Linked DNA regions of Homo sapiens: region 1 is linked to region 2. Evidence: chromatin loops called from intact Hi-C (ENCODE). Cell type or tissue: heart right ventricle. All regions are shown on one strand.

Evidence for each region. A loop is a pair of places that touch in the nucleus more often than their neighbours do. Peaks named below come from ENCODE experiments on the same cell type or tissue, not always from the same donor. Only the 100,000 strongest peaks of a DNase experiment are listed, where the experiment ranks them.
Region 1: a loop joins it to region 2, with 4 times the contacts of the local background. A loop is called at or near these places in 27 of 110 quality-filtered maps.

The regions. Positions count from the first base shown.
Region 1 is chr1:25,500,518-25,508,517 of GRCh38, forward strand. No RefSeq gene overlaps it. Among named protein-coding and RNA genes, the nearest start is that of LDLRAP1, 39 kb to the right of the region's middle. RefSeq lists enhancers at 2,545-3,112, 3,113-3,678, 5,984-6,893. In heart right ventricle, a CTCF peak has its summit at 3,475 (motif pointing right); a DNase peak (open chromatin) is centred at 3,479.
Region 2 is chr1:25,806,784-25,814,783 of GRCh38, forward strand. SELENON (selenoprotein N) reads left to right here. Exons shown (of 12, transcript NM_206926.2): 4 at 1,797-2,006; 5 at 2,243-2,367; 6 at 2,900-3,037; 7 at 4,671-4,752; 8 at 4,908-5,096; 9 at 5,904-6,009; 10 at 7,098-7,210; 11 at 7,294-7,395. Among named protein-coding and RNA genes, the nearest start is that of MTFR1L, 9.2 kb to the right of the region's middle. RefSeq lists an enhancer at 3,844-4,718. In heart right ventricle, CTCF peaks have their summits at 4,235 (motif pointing left) and 4,449; a DNase peak (open chromatin) is centred at 4,238; H3K4me3 peaks cover 739 bases; H3K27ac peaks cover 3,493 bases.

The sequences.
Region 1 (8,000 bases), 310 kb before region 2:
GGTGGAGTTGGGGGGTAGTTGGTGAGAAAATCTTGAGAGCAAATTTCCTTCATCAATGCCTTGCCTTCTATTTTCTAGAATCTTGCTTGGCCACTTAGTGACCAATACTCTATTGGGTTTCCTATCTGCTATAGATCCTGAACTAACCTACACTTTTATCATCCTCCCTTGTTTTTAGAGGCTTTGTCTGTTTTCATCTTCTGAGAAGCCAACTGCCTCCCTTGGCCATTGTTACAATTGATCTTGGCTCTAGTTTTGGAAAATTCTGCTCTTGGCACCTCACCCTCTGTCCTTATTGCTAGATAGCCTTTCTGAGTCTTGGCCATCAAGTCTGTTGCAGACACTCCACACTTAATATCATGAGCAGAATTCCCCAGGGGGAACATGTTGGCTTGCCTTGGCTTTCGCCTTTGCCTTCCCTGAAGGAATGTGTCTGCCTACAGAACTCTCATTGGCACTTTCTTTTCCACCAAGGAAATCTCCAGTTGTTGTCTTTGTTATTTTAGGCCCATGATAAAGCAGCAATTAACTATGAAAATCAAAAGGCTATAATCATGATGCACTAATGGGGACAGACTAGGAGAGAGAGAAAACTCAGATCTTCAAGTTTCATTGCTTCTTTTTCTTTTTTTTTTTTTTGAGATGGAGTCTCACACCATCATAAAGCAGCTCCACATCTCAGTACATAATTTATTACATGCTATAAAGCAGTGTTTGCCATTCTAGATGGTTAAATATTTAGAGGACGAGTGGGCTGAGTGTGTTTTGACTGGCCGAATAACCTCTCTCTATTGACACATCTCCCAACTTTACATAAGGAAATAGCTGTCTATGTGGCAATCTTTCCAAGAGATCCTATGGAATGAGAATGAACAACTCCTCATGACTCCCAGCCTGCAGGAAGGGCATAATCCTTTTTCCTGCCATCCCTCTCCCCTGCCTGTGTTAATCTGGGCTGTGAAGAGCCACCTGGGAGGGCTGAACATTTCTGACAGCTGCCCTCACTGCTGCTTTTGAAATTCACACCACAGCAGAGAACTAAAGAGGTAAACCAGAAGCCTACCCCCAAGCCACTGGCCAGAGTAGCTAGGCCTGTTTAGATTAAAGGGCCTCTGAGCCCCATAAATGCCTGGCTATATATGACTCTCAAAGACACTTACTGCTGAGCTGGCCTCTTCCCAGGCCTCACAGGACTTGCCCAAAGGCATCCCCCTCATCCTTCATGCAGAGCCCTAGGGCCCAGCCAAGCCCTCCAGACAGGGATGGGAGTCAACTCCCAGCTTTGCCTCCACAGGCTCTGTGATTGCCCTTAACCTCTCTAGGGTGCCGTTTCCTCACCTGACAGAGTTGCTATGGAGACTGGGTGACATGATGCAAAAGGGTACCCTGAAAACCATCTACAGCGCCCCCAGGTGGAAGCGCAGACCTGCCGCAAGGAATCATGAGGAGGGCAGGACCTGGCTAAGAATTCCTGCTCTTGGGGCTGCTGCATCCTTAACAGCCTGACTCCTAAACTCGTGACACTCAAAAACATGGTCTGCAACTGCAGCCCAGCAGCACCGGTGTCCTATGTGAGCTTGCATCGGGCTCTTGCCCAGACCCATCTGAATCTGCATTTTACAAGATGTGAATGGGTAATTCAGTTGCATATTATTTTAGAAGCCCCATCCTGAGCTGACTTTCCTAACATGAAGACTCTAAACATTGTCACCCTCTCTCTTCTAGTCCAGAAAAAAGCTGATACACAGGTTTTGAAAATTTAGAATTAAAAATTTGGGCTGGGCGTGGTGGCTCACGCCTGTAATCCCAGCACTTTGAGAGGCCAAGGTGGGCAGATCACGAGGTCAGGAGTTCGAGACCAGCCTAGCCAACATGGTGAAACCCTGTCTCCACTAAAAATATAAAAATTAGCTGGGCATGGTGGTGGGTGCCTGTAATCCCAGATACTCGGGAGGCTGAGGCAGGAGAATCGCTTGAAACCAGAAGGCAGGTTGCAGTGAGCCAAGATCACGCCACTGCACTCCAGCCTGGGCAACAAGAGGAAGACTCTGTCTCAAAAAAAAAAAAAAAGAGTTTAATGATGAGAGGCCATGCAGAAGATGAACTCTAAGCCTTACTCCTTTTTACTTATTTTGTTTATTACGTTTCCTCACCATTAGAATGTAAGCTCTATGAGGGCAAAGATTTTTGTTTATTTACTGCTGTAACCCAAAACCTAGAACAATGACTGCCACATAGTAGGTATTCAGTAAATACTTATTGAGTGATTAAGGTTTTAGATTAGACATGTAATCTGAAATACCGTGTCTTGACTGAATCAGAGCATCTCTGTAATAGTATTATTAGAATGACAAGTATAAACAGAATTGTTTCTAGAAGGAGAGGGATAAATTTGAAGTAACATATTTACTATGACATCTCCCATCTGCCTGTCTGAAACCTTGCTTTTTTGTCAGATTTTCTCTACAAACTCCTGCTTGATTTAGCCAGGTGCAAAAAGATGTCTTTACCAGCTAGATGTGCTGCGAACAATCACTTGTCTTGGAAGCCTCGCAGCAGGGGCCTGCTGGGGGCCTGTCCATGCTTCATCCCTCTGGAGCCTTAGACCAACTTCCACAAGAGCCAGTACTGCTGCGTTGTGAGTCAGTGTGGGGATTTTTTCTGTTGACAGTAATTGAATTATAAAGCATTTCCTCCTGGAAGGTATCTGGGTGATTGAATGTCTCAGAGAATTCCTTTCCATCTGACCAAGGGGGCCACACTTCTTTTCTCTCCTCCCTCCTTGAGCATATTTTAAGTGTTTCTGTTTGTTCCATCTCAACGTTTGCTTTTGGTTCCTGTCTTTGCTTGAGGTTCAAGTCTTATTTCCCCTCAGGATGGGCTTTCTAGGGTTCTGGGACCACTCTGTTGTGATACCCTGATTTTTCTCCTAAGAATCCCAGATTTAGCTTCACACACGTGGCAGGGCCTTTTAAACCCCGTCCGAAGGAGCCTGGACCGGTTGCTCTGAGAGAGGTCCATTCTGCCCGCTTCCCAGCTCTGCAGCCTTCGGGTTGAGAGGGAGGTGCAGGTGAGTGTGGGCAGGGACCTCCATGAGCCACGTTTGGCCTGGCACCAGCATATCCTGGATCCTGTTCTTCGCCGTTCCCTTCCCTGTCCTCCTCTGCACGGAGGACAGGGTTTTGCTCCTGGAGCCCTAGGCCGTGTTGGCACATTTCTCCAGTACCAGGCCCATACTTCCTTAGAACAATCATTCTCAAACTTGTTCACCAGAACAGCCTGAAGTCACCTGCGAAAACACAGATTACTGGGTCCCACCCCAGAGTTTCTCATTCATGAGGTCTGGGGGTGGGCCTGAAAAACTGCATTTCTAACACATTCCCAAGTGAGGCTGGGCCCCACCTTGAGAACCACTGGCTTGAGCGTGAGGGCTGACACAGCCCTGCCCAAAGCCACCCCCCAGCTGCCACCAGAGGGCACATGCAACCTGAGCCAGAGGTCTTGTTTCACCTCCAGCTGCCAGCTCCCCGCCTGCCACCCAGCAGAGGTTCTTTCCAAAAGATTTCTTTCTAGTTGTAATTTTTGTTATTATGTATTAGGAAGAAATGCAGATCTAAAAAATAAGGTGGGTTCTCAGAGTCTGTCTCTGACAAATATTAAAGGTCAGATGGATCAGCCTTTTGAAAGTGTTGAATGTCCTGACTTTTAAGAAATGGAACAGGCTGGGTAGGGTGGCTCACGCCTGTAATCCCAGCACTCTGGGAGGCTGAGGTGGACCAATCGCTTGAGCTCAGGAGTTCAAGACCAGCCTGGGCAACATGGGGAAACCCATCTCTACTAAAAATACAAAAATTAGCTGGGTGTGGTAGTGTGCCTATAGTCGCACCTATCTGGGGGACTGAGGTGGGAGGATCATTTGAACCTGGGAGGTCAAGGCTGCAGTGAGCTGAGACCACACCACTGCATTCCAGACTGGGTGACAAAGTGAGACTCTGTCTCAAAAAAAAAAAAAAAAAAAAAAAAGGAAAAAAGCAATGGAACAAATGGTTCCCACTGGAGGCTTCCAGGGCTTCCATCACACTGAAGTGGGGACTTCCTTTCAGAACATCGTAGAATCTTTGTGTATTCAGAACCCAAAAGGCAGTTAAGATGATAGGTGATTTTCATTTTCTTCTTTATACTTTACTGTATATTCCAAATTATCTAAAATTCATATAACAAAAAAATGATTTTTAAAACACATTTTAAATGTGACTAAAAGCCAAAACAACAACTCCAAAATAATAAAAACCAACCCAAAGAGGAACTTGGAGTGAGCAGCGTGGGGTGAGGAGAAAGCCCCCAGCTGGCACTTGGCCCCTCAGTTGGTCCTGCTGAGGTATCTGCCTAGGCGTAGGGGTCTAGTGGGATCACAGTTGGCCGAGTGCTCAAGAAAGGGATTTAGGACCGAGGAATAGATGGTTACCTGTGAGGACTCGGCCTGTCATCTGTGTAAGTCATGTGTTGCAGAAGCCCTGAGATGCCAGAACTTGAGATTTTTCAACCAAAAACAAAAGGAATCTGGATAATGTGAAATCTCCCAATTTTTAAATGTTAGCTCAAATGTATTATCTGCAGATCAAACAAAATATGTCTGGAAGCTGCTAAATAGGAACCTAAGGCTGTAAAGTGCCTACGTTTTCCTGTTTCTGGCTTTGCTCCCAGTCCCTTGGCCTCTCCACGCACTGCAGAGTTCAGGAGAAGTGGGGCAGTGGGTCTCAACCCTGGCTGCTCATTAGAGTCACCTGGGGAGCTCTTAAAAATGCCCATGGCCAGGGCCCACCCTGAGAGCGCCTGATTTAACTGGGCTGGGGAGGAACCCGGGCTTTGTTTGTTTGAATTCCCCAGAGGTTTCTAATATGCAGTCAGGGTTGAGAAACTGGGAACTAGAGGGGAGTAAGAGGAAGCCTCCATCCTGCTGGGGCCTGGGACCTCAGAGGATGCATGCAGGTGTCTGGGGGCTGGGGCTGGGGCTAGGACTTCAAATGTTTTTAGCTGGCCAAGTGGAGATATGAGCAAAGTTGGTCTCTGCTGTCTTCCCACCTCCCCTGTGGAGACCCTCGTGTCTCTTCTTCTGGCCCCTGGGCTTCCTTCCAGGCCCTTGTCCTGGATTCCCCTTGTCAACCACATTTATCGCACTGTCTGCAAATATAAATTGTTAGCCCTCTCGTTTCCAAAAAGGAATTCTGCTAGCATCACCCCAATTTGTGGTTACTATGTGTCAGCTTATGAGGGTTTTTTAAATTATTATTATTGCAAGCCACAGAAGCTGACTGCGGCCAGTATAAGCCCAAAGAGGAACTGAATGAAAAGAGACGGGGCATGCACATATGGGGCTGTCGAGAGGGCTGAAGAGGCCATATGGGAAAGACAGGAGCCAGCCAGCATGGGCAGTTTGGAGGCAGGAGCTGCTCAGCAGGGCCCGTGGCTGAGTGAGTCCATGTCCCAGCTTCTCAAGTCAAAGTCGGGGGATGGTGGTAGATGTGTGCTACTGCTCCCAATTATCCACTCCATCCCTGCAGCGAGGTTGATCCATCCCACTCTACTCAGCGTCCAAGTTGGCCATATAACTTGCATTGGTCAATGGAATGTGAGTGGGCATCACGTGTGCCAGGTGTGGGCAGCCTGAAATGCACCTGAGTGCTTTACATCAGCCTCTTGCTCCTCTCTGCGGGAGAACAGCATCTCCCAGAGAGGGGCCACAGCTGGGTGAGAGGTGAGCCATGTCAAAGCCCGCCCTCAGACGTGGGAGCAAAAAATATGTGTTACTGGTCTTAAGTCACTGAGATTCGGGGGCTGTTTGTTACCAGAGCAAAAACTGATATAGACAAAGAGTCCAAACTTGAGTCATATGTCCTCCCCTTGGCTGAATCTTGGGCTGGAGAACACTAGCTGAGGGAAGGAGATTCAGGGCCCTTTTGCGGTCTGAATGTTTGTGTACCCTTAAAATCCTTATGTTGAAATCCTCACCTGCAAGGCCTTTTGGGGGGTGATTAGGTCATGAGGGTGGCTCTATGAAAGAGGCCCAGGAGGAAAAAGGAAAGATGGCCGAATAGGAACAGCTCCGGTCTACAGCTCCCAGCGTGAGCGACGCAGAAGACGGGTGATTTCTGCATTTCCATCTGAGGTACCGGGTTCATCTCACTAGGGAGTGCCAGGCAGTGGGCGCGGGTCAGTGGGTGCGTGCACCGTGCGCAAGCCGAAGCAGGGCGAGGCATTGCCTCACTTGGGAAGCGCAAGGGGTCAGGGAGTTCCCTTTCTGAGTCAAAGAAAGGGCTGACGGACACACCTGGAAAATCGGGTCACTCCCACCTGAATATTGCGCTTTTCGGACCGGCTTAAAAAACTGCGCACCACGAGATTATATCCCGCACCTGGCTCGGAGGGTCCTACGCCCACGGAGTCTCGCTGATTGCTAGCACAGCAGTCTGAGATCAAACTGCAAGGCGGCAGCGAGGCTGGGGGAGGGGCGCCCACCATTGCCCAGGCTCACTTAGGTAAACAAAGCAGCCGGGAAGCTCGAACTGGGTGGAGCTCACCACAGCTCAAGGAGGCCTGCCTGCCTCTGTAGGCTCCACCTCTGGGGGCAGGGCACAAACAAAAAGACAGCAGTAACCTCTGCAGACTTACATGTCCCTGTCTGACAGCTTTGAAGAGAGCAGTGGTTCTCCCAGCACGCAGCGGGAGATCTGAGAACGGGCAGACTGCCTCTTCAAGTGGGTCCCTGACCCCTGATCCCCGAGCAGCCTAACTGGGAGGCAACCCCCAGCAGGGGCACACTGACACCTCACACGGCAGGGTATTCCAACAGACCTGCAGCTAAGGGTCCTGTCTGTTAGAAGGAAAACTAACAAACAGAAAGGACATCCACACCAAAAACCCATCTGTACATCACCATCATCAAAGACCAAAAGTAGATAAAACCACAAAGATGGGGAAAAAGAGAACAGAAAAACTGGAAACTCTAAAACGCAGAGCGCCTCTCCTCCTCCAAAGGAACGCAGTTCCTCACCAGCAACGGAACAAAGCTGGATGGAGAATGACTTTGACGAGCTGAGAGAAGAAGGCTTCAGACGATCAAATTACTCTGAGCTACGGGAGGACATTCAAACCAAAGGCAAAGAAGTTGAAAACTTTGAAAAAAATTTAGATGAATGTATAACTAGAATAACCAATACAGAGAAGTGCTTAAAGGAGCTGATGGAGCTGAAAACCAAGGCTCGAGAACTACGTGAAGAATGCACAAGCCTCAGGAGCCGATGCAATCAACTGGAAGAAAGGGTATCAGCAACGGAAGATGAAATAAATGAAATGAAGCGAGAAGGGAAGTTTAGAGAAAAAAGAATAAAAAGAAATGAGCAAAGCCTCCAAGAAATATGGGACTATGTGAAAAGACCAAATCTACGTCTGATTGGTGTACCTGAAAGTGATGGGGAGAATGGAACCAAGTTGGAAAACACTCTGCAGGATATTATCCAGGAGAACTTCCCCAATCTAGCAAGGCAGGCCAACGTTCAGATTCAGGAAATACAGAGAACGCCACAGAGATACTCCTCGAGAAGAGCAACTCCAAGACACATAATTGTCAGATTCACCAAATTGAAATGAAGGAAAAAATGTTAAGGGCAGCCAGAGAGAAAGGTCGGGTTACCCTCAAAGGGAAGCCCATCAGACTAACAGCGGATCTCTCGGCAGAAACACTACAAGCCAGAAGAGAGTGGGGGCCAATATTCAACATTCTTAAAGAAAAGAATTTTCAACCCAGAATTTCATATCCAGCCAAACTAGGCTTCATAAGTGAAGGAGAAATAAAATACTTTACAGACAAGCAAATGCTGTGAGATTTTGTCACCACCAGGCCTGCCCTAAAAGAGCTCCTGAAGGAAGCGCTAAACATGGAAAGGAACAACCAGTACCAGCCGTTGCAAAATCATGCCAAAATATAAAGACCATCGAGACTA
Region 2 (8,000 bases):
CCCAGCCCAGGGAAGCAGTGCTGGGGAGCCCCTTTCTTTTTTTTTTTTTTTTTTTTGGGACGGAGTCTCGCTCTGTCGCCCAGGCTGGAGTGCAGTGGCGCGATCTCTGCTCACTGCAAGCTCCGCCTCCCGGGTTCAAGCTATTCTCCTGCTTCAGCCTCCCGAGTAGCTGGGACTACAGGTGCCCACCACCACACCCGGCTAATTTCTTTGTATTTTTAGTAGAGACGGGGTTTCACCATGTTGACCAGGATGGTTTCAATCTCCTGACCTCGTGATCCACCTGCCTCGGCCTCCCGAATTATAGGCGTACAGGGATTATAGGGATTACAGGTGTGAGCCACCATGCCCGGCCGGGAGCCCCTTTCTTAACCTCATCGCTGCAGGTTCAGGGAGGGACAGAAATTCCAAGGAGGAGCTCACAGGGAAGGGCATTGCCCGTTTTGGGTCCTGTTTACTTGCCGTCTCCCACTATAAGCTCCAAGAAGACAGGGTGCACAGTGTACCCTGATAGAAACTTCCTATACAGTAGGTGCATAAAACATTTTGTGGAATGAACAAATGAATAAACGTGTTCTTCTCAGCCAAGGAGACAGTGCAGCAGATAGGCAGGAGTCCAGGAAGTGGTCAAAACCGGTCTGACCTTCCACAAAAGGAGATGGGGAACCCATCTCCATGGATTTGGCAGTGATGGGCTGGTCTGAGCAGATAAGTCCGCACAGACAACAAGAACTGGGGTGAGGCAGGAGCAGCACCCCTAGCCCTGGCCCCCGAGCAGAGCCCCAGCAAGCCCAGCACCCATCGCTGGCAGGTCCCCTGCAGGGGGTGGCAAGCCTACAAGCAGGACCCAGGAAGGCGGGCTCGGCCTGGCCCGGCACAGCCAGCTCTGCCTTGAGAACCGCCTGTTAAATCTGTCTCTGTGGGAGCTCCCTGCCTGCTTTCCTCCTACCTCCCACCAAGCCTGAGCTCCTGCTGCCAGGGAGGTGGCGACAGAAGAGGGAATCTGCTGTTCCCCAAATGCTGGCCGACGTGTAGACAGCTCTGTGGTCTCTGAGCGTCCTCTCCGAGCCATCAGCTTGTCAGACAGAGGCGAGGCAGGTCACCGATGAGGACTCGGGCTTAGGGAAGGCCTTTTGCCCAGGGTGGGGCAGGCTGTACTTAAGGCAGGGCCCTTCTGGGGGTGGCCTTCCTTCCCCTTCCCTGTGGTCTCATCCTGCTCTTGACCCTAGAGATTTCACCTCAAACATGATTGGCCACCACCCTCATCGGACTTAGCTCCAAACCGAAACCCTGAGCTGGCCAGTGGGACATTAGTCCCTGGGAGGAGACTTGGAGAGGAGACTGGGGAGGGAGAGTAGGGCTGCTGGAGGGCCAGGGAAGCCAGGCAGGGTGGTGGCACCCAAGGCTGGCCCATGGGCTTATGCATAGGATGGAGGTGGGACTATGTGAGGCACAGAGCCCCACCATCCCCATTCCAACCTTGCCCTCGAGCGAGCTGCTCTGGCCTGGGCTGCGCCTGGGTGGGCTGTGCCTGGGTGGGCTGTGCCTGGGTGGGCTGTGCCTGGGTGGGCTGTGCCTGGGTGGGCTGCAGAGGCACTGCAGCAGGGAGAGGAGCCTCTCTCTGGCGGGATATTGCTAAGCTTGTGGCCATCATAAGGGCAGGAACCTCCCTGGGGTCCATCTGCTCCCTTGGTGTGGGCTGGCTCGGGGCTTGAGGGAGACCTCCACCCACATGGTACAGGAGACCCCGGAGTCAGGTTCTCAGATTCCTGGAGCTTTGCTTTCCCCCGCCCCAGGTCTCCCGCCTCGCCCTGTCCGGCCTCCGAAACTGGACAGCCGCCGCCTCACCAAGTGCAGTGTTTGCCACCCGCCACTTCCAGCCCTTCCTTCCCCCGCCAGGCCAGGAGCTGGGTGAGCCCTGGTGGATCATCCCCAGTGAGCTGAGCATGTTCACTGGCTACCTGTCCAACAACCGCTTCTATCCACCGCCGCCCAAGGGCAAGGAGGTGAGGACAGCTGGGGTGCGACGTGGGGCCCCTCCGCCCGAGCCCAGGAGTGGCCACCCCTCTGTCTGCGCCTGGACCCCAGTGCCAGGCCTGCTCCACCTGCTCTCCTGCCTTCCTCTGGACCTGCCCCCTCCCCATGGGGCCCCTGGGCCGTCGGGTCTGGGCTGACCCCCACCCCAGCGGATCCAGGCCCAGCGGGACCCAGCAAGCCAGTACGTGCCTCCCGCCGCCCCCAGGTCATCATCCACCGGCTCCTGAGCATGTTCCACCCTCGGCCCTTTGTGAAGACCCGCTTTGCCCCTCAGGGAGCTGTGGCCTGCCTGACTGCCATCAGCGACTTCTACTACACTGTGATGTTCCGGTGAGTGGGCCACACTGGCTGGCCTGGAGCACCGGGGAGGCATGACGGTACAGCGCCCAGAGGGGAGGGCCCAGCTTGAGCCCCCCAGCTCCACCTCTCCTCCCACTGCCGTCTTGGGCAAGCAGCTTTGGCTCTCTGAGCCTCAGTTTTCTCACCTGTGGATCCGGGTGCTGATGACTTCCTCGTAAGGCACGTGAGGGTTCAGAAAGAAAAGTTGTGGAACTTGCTTGGCACGGGGCTGGTAGCCATGGTTGTGCCATCCACACAGAAGTGGGAAGGACACCCAGTCACACATGCCCTCCAGAAGCTGTGAAGGCTGGGGGAGGGGGTCCAGGCAGGGCTTCCAGAGGAGGGGCATGTGACCCGGGCCTCGAAGGATGAGCAGCATTTGGAGAGCCTCGCTGCTGCCCACTGGCCCATCCACCTCCACCCCCACACTCAGCCTCCTCTCCCTGATGATTCTGGCCAAGGCTTCCCGGGCTCCTGGGGAGAAGGTGGGCAGCTCTGGTGCAGCAGATCCCCTTCCCCACAGGATCCATGCCGAGTTCCAGCTCAGTGAGCCGCCCGACTTCCCCTTTTGGTTCTCCCCTGCTCAGTTCACCGGCCACATCATCCTCTCCAAAGACGCCACCCACGTCCGCGACTTCCGGCTCTTCGTGCCCAACCACAGGTGGGAGCTTGACCCTGGCCCAGCCTTGGCTCCCTCCTACAGCTTGTCCTGCTCCCCAGCTCCAGGAGCCTAGGGGCCTCTTCTGTCTCTGCCCCTTCCTTTGCTCCCCAGAGCCCATCTCATGGGGCTGACGTGGCAGGAGGCGGCATGAGGCAGGCAAGAGAATGAGCTGATCACCCACCAGCTCTTCCCAGGCACCCGTGGCCTGGCCCTCCACCTCTGTGCCTGGGACCCAGTGCAGCAGTCCGCAGACCCTTCCTGAAGCTGGGCCTCCCCGCCCTCATACTGCTGACAGGCCCCAGGCAGAGCTGTAACCGCAGCCTGTGCACGCCACCAAGAGGAAGGCCAGCAGCTAGGCAGGGACCCAGCTGTGGGGTCCAGGAAGGCTTCCCAGAAGAAAAAGGTCATCTCAGCAGAGATCAGGGCTCTGAGGGTTTTGCTGGGCAGAGGAACAGCACATCCAAAGGCCAAGGGCAGGCCCTCCACTGCTGCAGAGCCCCAGAGGGGCTTCCGGGACGGTGCTACACCAGCCACCTGCTTGCCTCACCTCCTCAGGGCTGGCCACCTGTCAGCAGAGTAGAGGACCCCGGAGGCCCTGGCTTCAAGTTTGTCCAGATTCCTAACTGATAGCAAGTGGCCACCGAGTGGGCCTGAGTGACCGCTCTACAGGGATGAGACCTGGCTGGGAGCCAGGAGGTCTGCAGTTAAGTCTCTGCTGTGGAACCCATTGGCTGTGTGGCTGTGGGCAAGGCCCTGGCCCTCTGTAGGCCTGTTTCCTCATCTGCCGGATGGGAGACTGACTCCTGGCCTACTTCACCCACAGGGCAGGCGTGAGAGGATGGTCGGGATAACATGGGAAGAGAAAATTGCCCCTAGGAGTGGGGGTGGCTTCCCTCCCTCCCCAGAGTGGGAAGGGCAGGGGCTTCCCGGTCAAAGGGAAAAGGAAGAGGAGGGCACAAGCCCTCCATCTGCTCACCTAGGGCTGGGCACACCTGCCTCCATCGCAGGGTTGTTGAGGAGGGGGCCTGGACTGTATGGGACAGGAGGAGAGAGGCAGTGGCCAGCTCCAGGACCAGCTGTTCCTGGGCTCATGTCTGAGGACCAGGCACCAGGGACTGCTGACCCCCGGGGGTTACCTAGCTCTGCCCTCTGTGCCCCCTGCTGCGGAGGTGGTGGTTTGCCAGTGCTGGGGCTCCCTCGTGCGGCGGATCTGCAGATTGCACTGCTCGGCTCAGATTTCCTGCTGCCCGCCAGAGGCCTGTGCAGGGACCACGGTGCTCGTTTTCATTCCTGCCCCACCCTGTGACCCGCCTTGAGGCACTGGCCATCTCTCTGCTTCAAAGGGTCCTGGAGAGTACACGGGCCATGGCTGTGCAGGCCCTTTGTGAATTGCGAGGGGCAGGGCTGGCGGATGGTGAAGTGGCTCCAGTGCCTTAGGAAGGGGCAGCCTGGTGGGGAAGAGGGCCAGGGCTCTGCAGCCAGAATCCCAGTGGCTCTGAGAGCAGGTGTTCACCTTGAGAAACCTCAGTGTCCTCATCTGGAAAGTGGAGACAGTTGCAGGTATTATGTGAGATAAAGTGTGACACAGATAATGGGCTTTGATGATGGTGTCACTCTGCCCTGGCCATCCCAGGTCTCTGAATGTGGACATGGAGTGGCTTTACGGGGCCAGTGAAAGCAGCAACATGGAGGTGGACATCGGCTACATACCCCAGGTGAGCGCACAGGAGGCTCCCATCCAGGTGGGCTCGGCTGCAGGGCCCCGCCCTCCCTCTGCAATGAGTGGAGCATTTTGGAGGGTCTCTAGGGGAGCCCCTGAGGATTCTTGCCCATCTCTGAGCCTTCCCCCTACCACTGACCTCTGGCCCAGATGGAGCTGGAGGCCACGGGCCCCTCTGTGCCCTCCGTGATCCTGGATGAGGATGGCAGCATGATCGACAGCCACCTGCCTTCAGGGGAGCCCCTGCAGTTTGTGTTTGAGGAGATCAAGTGGCAGCAGGAGCTGAGCTGGGAGGAGGCTGCCCGGCGCCTGGAGGTGGCCATGTACCCCTTCAAGAAGGTGAGGCTGGGCAGGGGTGAAGGCCAGGGTCAGGCTGCATGGGCAGAGGCTGGGAGCTGTGGAGCAGCAGCTGGGCACAGACGCTGGTATGTGTGCAGGGCTTGCTACTGAGGCTGTCTCACTGTTGGGCCCAGCTGTGCCAGCGGGGCCTCCCCGCTGCCATTCAGAACTTGGAGGAAGAGGCCAGGTGCAATGGCTCATGCCTATAATCCAAAACTTTGGGAGGCTGAGGCAGAGAATCACTTGTGGCCAGGAGTTCAAGAGCAATCTGGGCAACATAGCGAGACCCCATATCTACAAAAGAATTTTTTTAATTACCTGGGGGTGGTGGTAGCACGCACCTGTAGTACCAAAGCTTTGGGGAGGCTGAGGCAGGAGGACTGTTTGAGCCCAGGAGTTCAAGGCTGCAATGAGCTATGATTGCGCCACTGCACTCCAGCCTGGGCAACAGAGTGAGACTCCATCTCAAAATAAAAAATAAATGAAAATAATAATAATAAATAGAACTTGGAGGAGACATCCATCCCCTGGCTTAGTAGCACCCACTTCACACACATACAAACACACACACTAACATATATATACACACACACATACACACATATACAAACATACACAAACATATATACACATACAAATGTACATATACACAGACATACACACAAATATATATGCCTACACACAAACACACACACACACACACACACACACACACACACACACACACTTGCACACACTACAGACTCAGCCCGAGTGGGACCCTGGCCGCTTTGATGATGGCTTCGCTCTGTCTCGGTGTGGCCCCAGGTCTCCTACTTGCCGTTCACTGAGGCCTTCGACCGAGCCAAGGCTGAGAACAAGCTGGTGCACTCAATCCTGCTGTGGGGGGCCCTGGATGACCAGTCCTGCTGAGGTGAGGGGCCCGGCTGGATCTAAGGGGAGCAGTGGGAAAGTCCACACCTTGTGGGGTACCAGAGGCTCTGAGACCAATGGGACTCTTCTGTTGAGTTGTGAGGGCCTCAGGGACTGCCCATGGTAGGGGCGTGGGGTGAGGGCTTGGGGGTTTCTGTGCTGAGCCCAGAGGGAGCTACCAGATGCTGAAGAAAGGGCCCTGGCAGACTGGGTTCAAACTCAGCCATTGTCAGCTTGGTAACCTTGACCAAGTGTCTTCCCCTCTGTGAGCCTCAGTTTTCTCAATAGTAAGAGGGGATAACACACTTACCTCTCATAGCTGTGGACATGGAGGTGAAAGTGCCGCATACACTGTAAAGTGTTATATACGTGTAAGAGAAAAAATCGGGCCAGAGGCTGGGCTTGTGTTAATTGATTCAGGAAATTCACCAGAGGCCCCCTAGATGCAACGTCCTTTGGGTGTCTGGCAGTGGGCACAAAGATGAACAAAACAGTGCCCCACCCTCACCCCGTCAACCGTCAGTGCAGCAGTGGGCTGGGTGCTTGCGTCCCACAGTGAGGAAGGCAGAAGGGGTCCCTGCCCTCAAAGGGGGAGACACAGTGCAAAGGCAGACACCAAATGAGTCAGTACAAGCACGGTGAGTGTTCTACAGGGGACAGTCCAGAGTGGCACCAGAGTGTATAACTGGGGGTCAGGGAAGGCTTTGTGAAGACAGTGATATTTACGCTGAGACTTTGAAGGATGAGTAGGAGTTTCTCAAGTGACCGGATGGAGTGTTCCAGGTAGAGGAACAGCCTGTGTGAAGGCCCTGGGACACAGAGCGTTCATTGGATTTAAGAAGCTGTCACTGTCTGCAAGTCCCCAGGGCCAGGTAGAACCCCTAACCCTAATCTCAGCCCAGGATGCTGGTATATTATTGATGTTAATTCCAACTATCATTTATTCAGCACCTACTCTACCTCAGGCTCTTTGAATCTGTTATTTCACTTGGGTGCAGAGACTGTCCTGCAGCCCGTGAGGTCTCCCCAAAGCAAGATTGCACCCCAGCAAGATGTGGGGGCGCCTCACCCTTCTGTCTTCCTGAACAGGTTCAGGGCGGACTCTCCGGGAGACTGTCCTGGAAAGTTCGCCCATCCTCACCCTGCTCAACGAGAGCTTCATCAGCACCTGGTCCCTGGTGAAGGAGCTGGAGGAACTGCAGGTGAGCGGGCAGGTGGCAGGAACAGGAGCGTCCGGAACAGTGGTGGGGGCCGCGGCATCAGGAGTGTGCAACTGTCCCCACAGAACAACCAGGAGAACTCGTCCCACCAGAAGCTGGCTGGCCTGCACCTGGAGAAGTACAGCTTCCCCGTGGAGATGATGATCTGCCTGCCCAATGGCACCGTGGTAGGCACCCCCACTCAGACCCCACAGGGCCCAGGCACCTCGGGGCCCCGGGAGCAACCAGCAGGAGGCGTGGATGTGCAGACTTCATCAGGCTTCGGGACTGTCCCTGCCACTTCCTGGCTGCAAAGCCTCAAGCTGGTCTCTTACCCAGTCTAAGCCTCCGTTGTCCCCGTGTAGAAACAGGAATCGTGATGCAGGTGTTGGTCATCGGGGGCTGCGCAGCAGTGAGCATAGTCCTGAGGCAGAGTCAGCGCCTCCCTAGAAACACAGCCTGGAAGGGAAGGCTCACCTTGGACCATGGCGGCCAGTCCTGGGATGGAAGGGGAGGGAGGAGCCAGGCCTTGTGACAGAGACCAGGAGAGGGCCCTGAGCCAAGATTCAAGACCCCACCTCTCCCTAAGGGCCCCTTACCTAGCACTCAGCAAGTCTTCTCACTGGGGCCTCACAGCAGCTTTGGGAGATGGATGGTCATGAATACCCATTTTATAAACAAGGAGGCCCAGAAAGTTGAGAGACTGGACAAATGTTGCAGTCAATTAAGTGCAGCTGGCTTTGAACCGAGGCCTGCCCTTGAGCCTCAGATCTCCAGCTCTTCTGATCAAAGC